Linked DNA regions of Homo sapiens: region 1 is linked to region 2. A link is a loop called in an ENCODE intact Hi-C map of the cell type or tissue named here. Cell type or tissue: mammary epithelial cell. All regions are shown on one strand. Each heading gives the region's core, and the rest is flanking DNA. Links, peaks and the distances in the headings are about the cores only. Region 1 holds the start of LOC124900942 (a long non-coding RNA gene). Region 2 overlaps LOC105374660 (a long non-coding RNA gene).

The links. Peaks named below come from ENCODE experiments on the same cell type or tissue, not always from the same donor. Only the 100,000 strongest peaks of a DNase experiment are listed, where the experiment ranks them.
Region 1: a loop joins it to region 2, with 3.0 times the contacts of the local background. A loop is called at or near these places in 1 of 110 quality-filtered maps.

The regions. Positions count from the first base shown.
Region 1 is chr5:13,603,863-13,608,267 of GRCh38, reverse strand. LOC124900942 (a long non-coding RNA gene) reads right to left here and starts at 3,086. Exons shown (of 2, transcript XR_007058697.1): 1 at 2,949-3,086; 2 at 517-1,523. In mammary epithelial cell, for the core only: no CTCF peak of the experiment used is centred there; a DNase peak (open chromatin) is centred at 1,957.
Region 2 is chr5:13,508,292-13,512,696 of GRCh38, reverse strand. The region is part of intron 4 of LOC105374660 (a long non-coding RNA gene); the gene reads left to right. Among named protein-coding and RNA genes, the nearest start is that of DNAH5-AS1, 350 kb to the left of the region's middle. RefSeq lists a silencer at 1,864-2,158. In mammary epithelial cell, for the core only: no CTCF peak of the experiment used is centred there; a DNase peak (open chromatin) is centred at 1,936; H3K27ac peaks cover 2,259 bases.

The sequences.
Region 1 (4,405 bases), core at 150-4,149, 96 kb before region 2:
AGAACCTGTGAAGGTTGTCTTTCTGTGTCTGACTTATTTCACTTAACGTAATGATCTCCAGTTTCATCCACACTGGTAAATGACAGGCTCTCATTCTTTTCTGTGGCTGAATAGTTCTCCATTGTGTATACATAACACATTTTCTTTATCCCTTCATCTGTTGATGGACACCTAGATTGCTTCCAAATCTTGGCTATTGTAAATAGTGCTGCAATGAAATTATGGGAGTGCAGATATCTCCTCAGTATGCTGATTTCCTCTCTTTTGGGAATATCCCTAGCAGTGGGATTGCTGGATCATATGGGAATTCTATTTTTAGTCTTTTGAGGACCTCCATACAGTTTTTCACAGTGGTTGTATTAAGTTACATTCCCACCAACAGGGTGCCATTTTCTCCACATCCTTGGCAGCATTCATGATTGCCTGTCTTTTGGATAAAAGCGATTTTATCCAAAATGGGTGAGATGATATCTCATTGTAGTTTTGATTTGCTCATATAAATGGAGTCATACAGTATTTGTTTTTCTGTGACTGGTTTATTTAGTTAGTTTCACGCCCTCCAGGTTCATCCATATTGTCATATGTTGCAGGATTTCCTTCTTTCTAAAGGCTGAATAATATTCCATTGTTTGCATATACCACATTTTCTTTATTCATCTGTCAATAGGTTGGCTTCACATCTTGTCTATTGTGAACAGTATCACAGTGAACATGGGAGTGCTAATATCTCTTTAAGATCCTGATTTACATTCCTTTGGAGAAATATCAGAAGTGTGATTGCTGTATCCTATGGTAGTTCTAGTTTCAATTTTTTGAGGAATCTCTACACTGTTTAATACAGTGGCTGCATCATTTTGCACCCACACTAACAGTGTACAAAGGTTTTAGTTTCTCTATATCCATATCAACACTTGTTGTTTTGGTTCCATTGATAATAGGCATCCTGACAGGTATGATGTAATATCTTATTGTGATTTCAATTTGTGTTTCCCTGATGATTAGTGACATTGACCATTTAAAAATATATATGTTTACCCATTAATCATATGTACGTTTTCTTTGGAGAAATGTCCATTCAACTTCTTAACCCATTTTTAAATTGAATTATTTGTTATTTCTTTAACTACTGAGTTGTAGGAGTCATAGATTCTTGAACTTAATGAAATTTGTTATTTGATCTTTTTATGTTTGGCAATTCCCATTAAGCAAATCACTTGGCTGAGGTTGTACCTTGGAATAGAACCAAGTAGTTTCAGTTCTAAGTAGCCTTTGAAAACAATATGCTTTTACCTGAAAGTGGTCTGTAAAGATTGTATGGGCCCTTGATAACATGGGTTGGCTACTTACAGAAAAGCAGATGCTTTGGGTGAGATATGCACCTGCCCAGCCTTGTGTTATGTGGCCTTAATATTTTCAGTGTTAAAATCAGTTCTAGGCCAGCAGACATTTCTTCTATCCAAGGATTTTATGCACAGAGAAGCTGCATGGAGGAGTAGAATTCTGGAGGTAACATGATGATTTACCTGTGGAAAAGCGATGCCATATTTCACAAAGGCACCATTCATGGGTAAGAGCTGTAATTTACAGTTTGCAAGCCATTCTTTTTTTTTTTTTTTTTTTGTGGTCTTGCTTTTTCACTCAGGCTGGAGCTCAGTGGCCCAATCATGGCTCACTGCAGCCTCGACCTCTCCAAGTTCAAGCGATCCTCCCACATCAGCCTCCCAAGTAAGCTGACAGGCACATGCTACTGTGTATGGCTAATTTTAATTTTTTAATTTTTTTTGTAGATATTGCTGGGGGGAGGGGTCTCATTATGTTGCCTAGGCTGGTCTTGAACTCCTGGCCTCAACAATTCTCTTGCCTTGGCCTCCAAAGTGCTGGGATTATAGGTGTGCTGTTGGCTTCTTTATTGGTCACCTTTTTACTCAGTTTAATATTATGAATGGTAATGGAATTTAATTAGCCTTAAGTTGTTTGCTTAAGTCACTGCTTCAGTAGAGGAGTCTGGGATGAGTCATTGTAGATATTTCAGGATATAGGTAGGCAGTATTTGTTTCCTGGTCTTTATCATAATCACAAGCCCTTGAAAGAGACTCCTATAATGCACCCATAGGATAAAAATGTAGTGCATAGGTAATCTTAGCGATCAGCACTTTAGACTTATTTATTAGTGCCTCATGTGTGAGAGGAACCATGCTGACTGCTGGGTTAAGCAGGTAATTAATTAAAATGTTATGTTATTTTTCTGCAGTTTGGTATTTATGGTATTTGTTGGGTTTCAAATTTATTTGTTGAAAATTTTTTTATTTTAAATATTCACGTTTGTGCCTAATTTTATATTCATAACTTCTGGTGTTCTTATTTGAAAGAAGTTTCTCCAAATTGAATTACCTAGAGGACCACACAACCTGGACAATCTGAACAACTACTGGCCTAACCCCTTTGGAATGCAGGTGACTTGGGAATAGGGACTTTGCCTACCGTATTTACTACTGTATTGTCAGTGCTTAGTGGAGCACATTGCTTTTCGCAGATTCTCAAACAAGAACATGATTGCTGTTCAGAATTTTTTGCAGCCAACATTGAGCATCTCCCAGAAACACAGCAGCCTCTGGGTGGATGTCCATAGTAGATTGTGTATACCTCATATTGAGTGAGGTGAATACCAGCAGCTTTCAAGAGTCAGTCAAAGGGAATACTGGGAAGCCTGCCTTTGTTTCCCTCCTTACTCTCATTCTTCTTTCCTCAAATACATAGCTTTCCAAAATGTAAGATTTCCTAGTTTTTATTTTTGTGGCTTTGCTCTCTCATTGGTAAGGTATGGATTCAAAATGGCAGTGGCTCATGCCTGTAATTCCAACACTTTGGGCAGCCAGGGCAGATGGATTGCTTGAACCTAGGAGTTTGAGACCAGCCTGGGCCACTCACAAAACATACAAAAAAATTACCTGGGTGTGGTGGCGCATGCCTAAAGTCCCAGCTACTCAGGAGGCTGAGATGGGAGGATTGCTTGAGTTCAGCAGGTCAAGGCTGCAGTGACCTGTGATTGCATCATTGCACTCCAGTCTGGGTGACAGAGTGAGACCCTGTGTCAAAAAAATAAAGAAAAAGAAACAGCATATAAAAGTACCACTGTCTAGGATTTCCAAGGAGATTAAATGGGATAAAGTCTGTGAAGCACTCAGTACAGCGATGGGGAAATCTTAGCTGCCATCATTCTGATCTTATTCCTAGAGCGCTTGTCTCCATAAAGTCATAGTTATTGATGATAATGGTACAAAGTGGGTTTTTATATTTCCACAAGCTCTAGAAAACCCCGATATGAGGTCAGTCACAGGTGGTGGGAAATTCATGTTTAGGTTCCACAGACACCAAGGTACATAATAACAGGCTTCTGCTTAAAGTCTCCAAGCTAGAATCAGTATCATGAATCTTCGGCAGCTGGCCCACCGATATGCGACTCTCTAGAATCTTCAAAAGCAATGCTTAACATTGCTAACATCCAAATTTCCTGGTGTATATTGAAATGAATGTTAGTACTTGAAAATAGGTTTAACACATGATCCAGCTTTCTTTTTACGTGGTCCCTGTTTTTGTCAGAATATATTACATTGAGCCAACAAAGGCAGACAATGTCATTGTCTTAGTCTGTTTTCATGCTGCTATAAAGAACTTCCCTGAGACTGAGTAATTTATAAAGGAAAGAGGCTTAATTGACTCACAGTTCTGCATGGCTAGGGAGGCCTCAGGAAACTTACAATTATGGCAGAAGGGGAAGCAGGCACCTTCCTCACAAGGTGACAGGAGAGAGAAGAGCAAAGAAGGAATTCCAAACACTTATAAAACCATCAGATCTCATGAGAACTCACTCACTATTGTGAGGACAGCATGGGGGAAACCTCCCCCATGATCCAGTCACCTCCCTCACTCAACGCATAGGGATTACAGGTCCCTCCTTCGACATATGGGGATTATAATTTGAGATGAGATTTGGGTGGTGACACACAGCTAAACCATATCAGCAGATCCTTCATAAATATTTATTGAGTCCAAAACCAGAGAGCTAAATGCACCCAAAATTCCTACAACAAAACATGACAGAACCTAAAATAGGATAGAAACACTAATATCAAGTCCTGGAGTTTCCTGGTATTAACAACAAAATAGCCCAAATTTTCTTCTAACTTGAACCACTTGAGAATTGACCTTTAAGACTATGATATAAAATTTAAATGAGATAAACACTGCCATGAAGACAAAGTCACGGAAACGCAGTGATTTGCTAGGAATTAAAGAACTGCAGCTTTGGTGCTACAGGTCTATTCTGTTTTTGTTTTTGTTTCTGTTTTTTCCAGGGAGATATTGAACATCAAACAATGTATCATTCCAGAATGTTGTTTTTACA
Region 2 (4,405 bases), core at 149-4,148:
AGGTGGATACCATAGTATGCAGGCCCTCTCAAATTTATTTGGCTACAGAAAGCTTGTGATTACGCCGCATTTAATGGGGCTAATGACCTGTGGAACACACTGTGAGACATTTTGGTATAAAAGCGTCGTAGAGTGCTACAGAAAATTAGGAGTCTCTCTGGGCTTCAGGATCCATAGGAAATTGATTTCTAGAGTTCCCAACATTTTATTGCCTTGGCAGTTCCTAAAACAAATGAATCATCCTTTGGGGACTGCAAGTAATTTTGCCACTTAGGAACCTTTATAGCAGGAGATTGTAGGAGGCTCGCTTGATAGCTCCTTAATTCAACTTGTTCAAAATTAAACTTACTGTCTTCTTGCTCCCTCTCCCCAATTTACCTTACTGATAGGGGCTGAGTTGGGTCCCCTAAAATTCGTATGTTGAAGTCCTAACCCTCAGTACCTCAGAGTGTGACCGTATTTGGAGATAGGGTTTTTAAAGTGGCCATTAAGTTAAGATGAGGTCATTAGAGGGGGCCCTAATCCAATATGACTGGTGTCCTTCTAAGAAGAGGAGAGCAGGTACAGAGGGAAGGCCATGTGAAGACACAGGGAGGAGTCGGTCATCTACAAGCCAAGGAGAGAGGCCTCAGGAGAAGCATCCTTGCTGACACCTTGCTCTCAGACGTCTAGCCTCCAGAGTTGTGAAAGGATATATTTCTGTTGTTTGAGCCACCAGTCTGTAGTACTTTGTCATAGCAGCCCTAACAAACTGATATACCTGCCTTATTAAATTCTTCGTATTTTTTCAAACGTACCCTCATCTATTTCCATTTTTCTTATATCCAATGTACTTCTAAGCTTTGGCATGTTTTCCTCCATGTATTATCAGGCTCATCCCATCTTCCTCTCTATCCCTGTGCCTACCATGCTTGCATAGGTGGTCCTTGCACACCAGCCTTTTCTTGTGATTGGTCAATATTCCCATCATGCTGTCTTTCTTTACTGCCACCTGTCTTCCTGGCACACTAATGTCATCATGTTGTTTCACTTCCTGGAGAGAGAATGGCTTCCTGCTGTACACCCCATTAGTAATAGTTTACAGTCCTACCTGGTCCTGCCTTAATTCCCGCTCCAGTCAGCACCTGGGGCTCTAGGGATACAGTGGGGTTTATTCCTGCTGCCTTCCCTACATTCACAGTCGTCTCTCTGCCCAGTGCATTCTCCTTCCTCCTTTTTACCTATTCAGATCCTTTTACCTTTTAAGACTTGGCTCCTGTCTCCCTGCTGCCCTTAAGTTTTCCAATCCATGTGAGTGTGCTCCTGCTTTCCCACCGCACTCACCATGCTGCCCTGAAATGCAGCTTTTCTCAATAAAAATAAAACTGGCATCCTCAAGATTATCAGAAAAAAGAGAATGAGCTGGTGGAAAAGAACATCCAGTCCCCGTCCTAGACTAGATCCCTGAAAATCACTTGGGATTATTCTCTAATTGCTGTTGCTGCAGTCATGCTGGCCTTTCCTATAAAATACTGGCTCAAATGTGGAAAGATGACCCCTTATATAAATATCTTTTACAATTCCTGCATAAATATCCTACAGATTCCCTGAGAAAATGCATTTTTTAAAGTCGCAAAAAATGGAACCTTTTTCCTAGTTTACTAACAAGTAAGAGATGAAAATAAATGCATTTATAAAATATAGTCAGTCCCTTAGGATTGTAGACCAGGCATGCTAGCCTGGATTCCAGAGGAAAATCACAGACTTCCAAGGTCCTGTTTTGCTGGTTCCTGGCATGATTCTACAGGATAAAGCTTGCTTTGATCCCTTCTGCTCTGGTTAGTCACCTCAGCGTCCAGATCAAAGGGGAGGCACTGAATTCCCTTTCTTGGACTCACAGCTTTGAAGACGTGCCTCTATTCACATGACTGACACTGAGAATGATTTCTCCTTTATGGTAAACACATATGCTCTGCCTTCTGAGACAGACTGAGACTTGCAAAACCACAAAAGGTTGATACTACTGTGTAACACAATGACCATAAGGATCACGAGGCACTGGCCTACAGCCATGGACATCAGTGAAGGTTCGTTCTCTCTTATGCACAAGTCTTGATTGCACAAACTCCAGTGTCAAGGCAACCTGACTATGACAGTTGTCATTTTATTCTTTGTCAGAATTGATTTGGTAGATGCATTAGTTTCCTATTGCTGCTATAAAAGTTACCACCAACTTTAGTGGCTCAAAACGACCAAATTTATTATAGAGTTCCATAGGTTAGAAATCTAAAAAGGGTTGGCAGGGCTGTGATGCTTCTGATGACTCCAGGGGAGAATCCAATCCTTGCCTTTTCTGGCATCTAGAGGCTGCCAGTACTCCTTGGCTTGTGGCTCATTCTCTCATCTTCAGAGTTAGCAGCACAACATCTTCCAATCTCTCTCTCTTTTTGCTTTGTTGCCTTTTCCCCACTCAGCTCACATCATCACATTTCCTTGACTCTGACCCTCCTGCCTTCCTCTCATATGGACTCTTGAGAAGGCATTTGGTCCACCAGGATAACCCACAATAATCTTCCCACTCTAAGGTCTTCTAGGTAATCACATCTGCATAGACAGTTTCCAGGAATTATGGTGTGGACATCTTTGTGGGCCCGATAATCTGTCTACCAGTATGGATATGAATTGATAGTAAGTGGCCTCTTCTACCCTCAGCTAATAACTTCAAAGAGGATGACTATTCAGAAAAGTAAACAGTCTTTTAACCAAGTTTGTAGAAGTAGTTCAGCATCTCTATTACAATCTGAAATTATAATCTATTGTTTTATATATGTGAGTATGTATTTATGCAGATATATAAAATATATATTTCTTATTCACCAAATTATCTATCCTTGTACAAAGCATATAATAGATTCCTGATAAACTGTTATAAAAGTATAATGAATTTAACAAAAATCTAAGAGAATATGGTAGAGAGAAAAGACCCATCACCCCATTTCTTTTAACCATTGTTAAGTGGGAACTGATGAATAAATAAGAAATAGAGAAAAATGAATTGTGTTAAAAGACAGATGTATTAAATGGTGTTTTGCAGGGCTGAGGGGAAAGTAGATACCTTGGAATAGTTTATAAGTTTGAAGTATGTGAGAAAGTATTTTTTTCTACTTTTTAAAATGAGCACACTTACACTAGAGAATATTATTTCCAGAATCACACAGCTCCACTCGGAACTGCAGGATAAATGAAACAGTAAGAACAGAAGTTAAATGATGATTAAAAAACAGCATGGCAGAATTTAAACCTGCAGATTAAAGATGAAAAGTTTTGCCAAAGACTGTCAGGTGAGACATCTGCTACCTCACATGAAAGATGCCTCAGGGCACAAGATAGTTCTTAGAAAGTGCTTGTTCTGGATAAGAATTTTAATTTTCACTTAGTCAACAGAATAATTAGTAAAGATTAAGGAAATGCACCCTGAAGTTTCTTGGTAGATAGCATTTACTTGGCATAAAGTTCGGCAGAAATAAAAACTTATCAGTATAACCATGCATGATTTCTAAATTAGGCGCTGCTACGTGATCTTACCCAATCAAGCTGAATTGATAGCTTATCTGGGTCTCAAAAACTACCTACGTTAATTACAATAATATTTATTGGCATTAGATCTTTTGATTTGAGGCTGACTTTATCTCCACCCAAGCAAGTCAGGAGGAAAATGGATCTATGCTTTGAGTGGACAAAGAAATGGTTTAACTCAGTCCTGAGAAACGTTATTTATTTTCTATTCCATTTATAGTTCAGTAGTGTGCCTTGAAGAAGCATGGGGTGATGTGAAAAAAGAATCACAAAGATTTGGGGTAACAATCTGGCTCTTCACATTACAAGTTGGGTAATAGTGAGTAAGTCTACCACGCCTCACTGAGCTCAAGTGACCTTCTGTATAGAAAGAAAATAACTCTTCTTCCAAAGTCTGTTGTGAGGATTTCCTAAGACAATGTAGCAAAGCAGGTTCTCAGTGCAGGCTCATGCTTATTACCATTGACATTGAATGTACTTCCTTAACATCTTATAGAAAGTTTGGCATTATGGAATATGTTGGAGATAGAGATATCCTGTAAAATATCAAAGGGGTTCCTGACTGGGAACTGCTTTCCTGTTCATCCTTTCTCTCATGAAGGCTTCTTGTTCAGGAAGGTTCTCAGCTGAATGCAGGGAAAGGGGTCAACTGCTGCATAGTCCATCTGGTAGTAAGCCTGAGTCCTGGGAAGCAGAGTACATATAACCCCCAGGGTGAGAGATTTTTCTCTTAGATACCTAGTGCACCTGAATGATGTGAGAAATGCTCATCCAACTTAAAAAATAAAATAACCTGCATTATGAGAGGGCCCAAGGGTATGACTTACTTCCACTGGGCAGCTAGAATAAA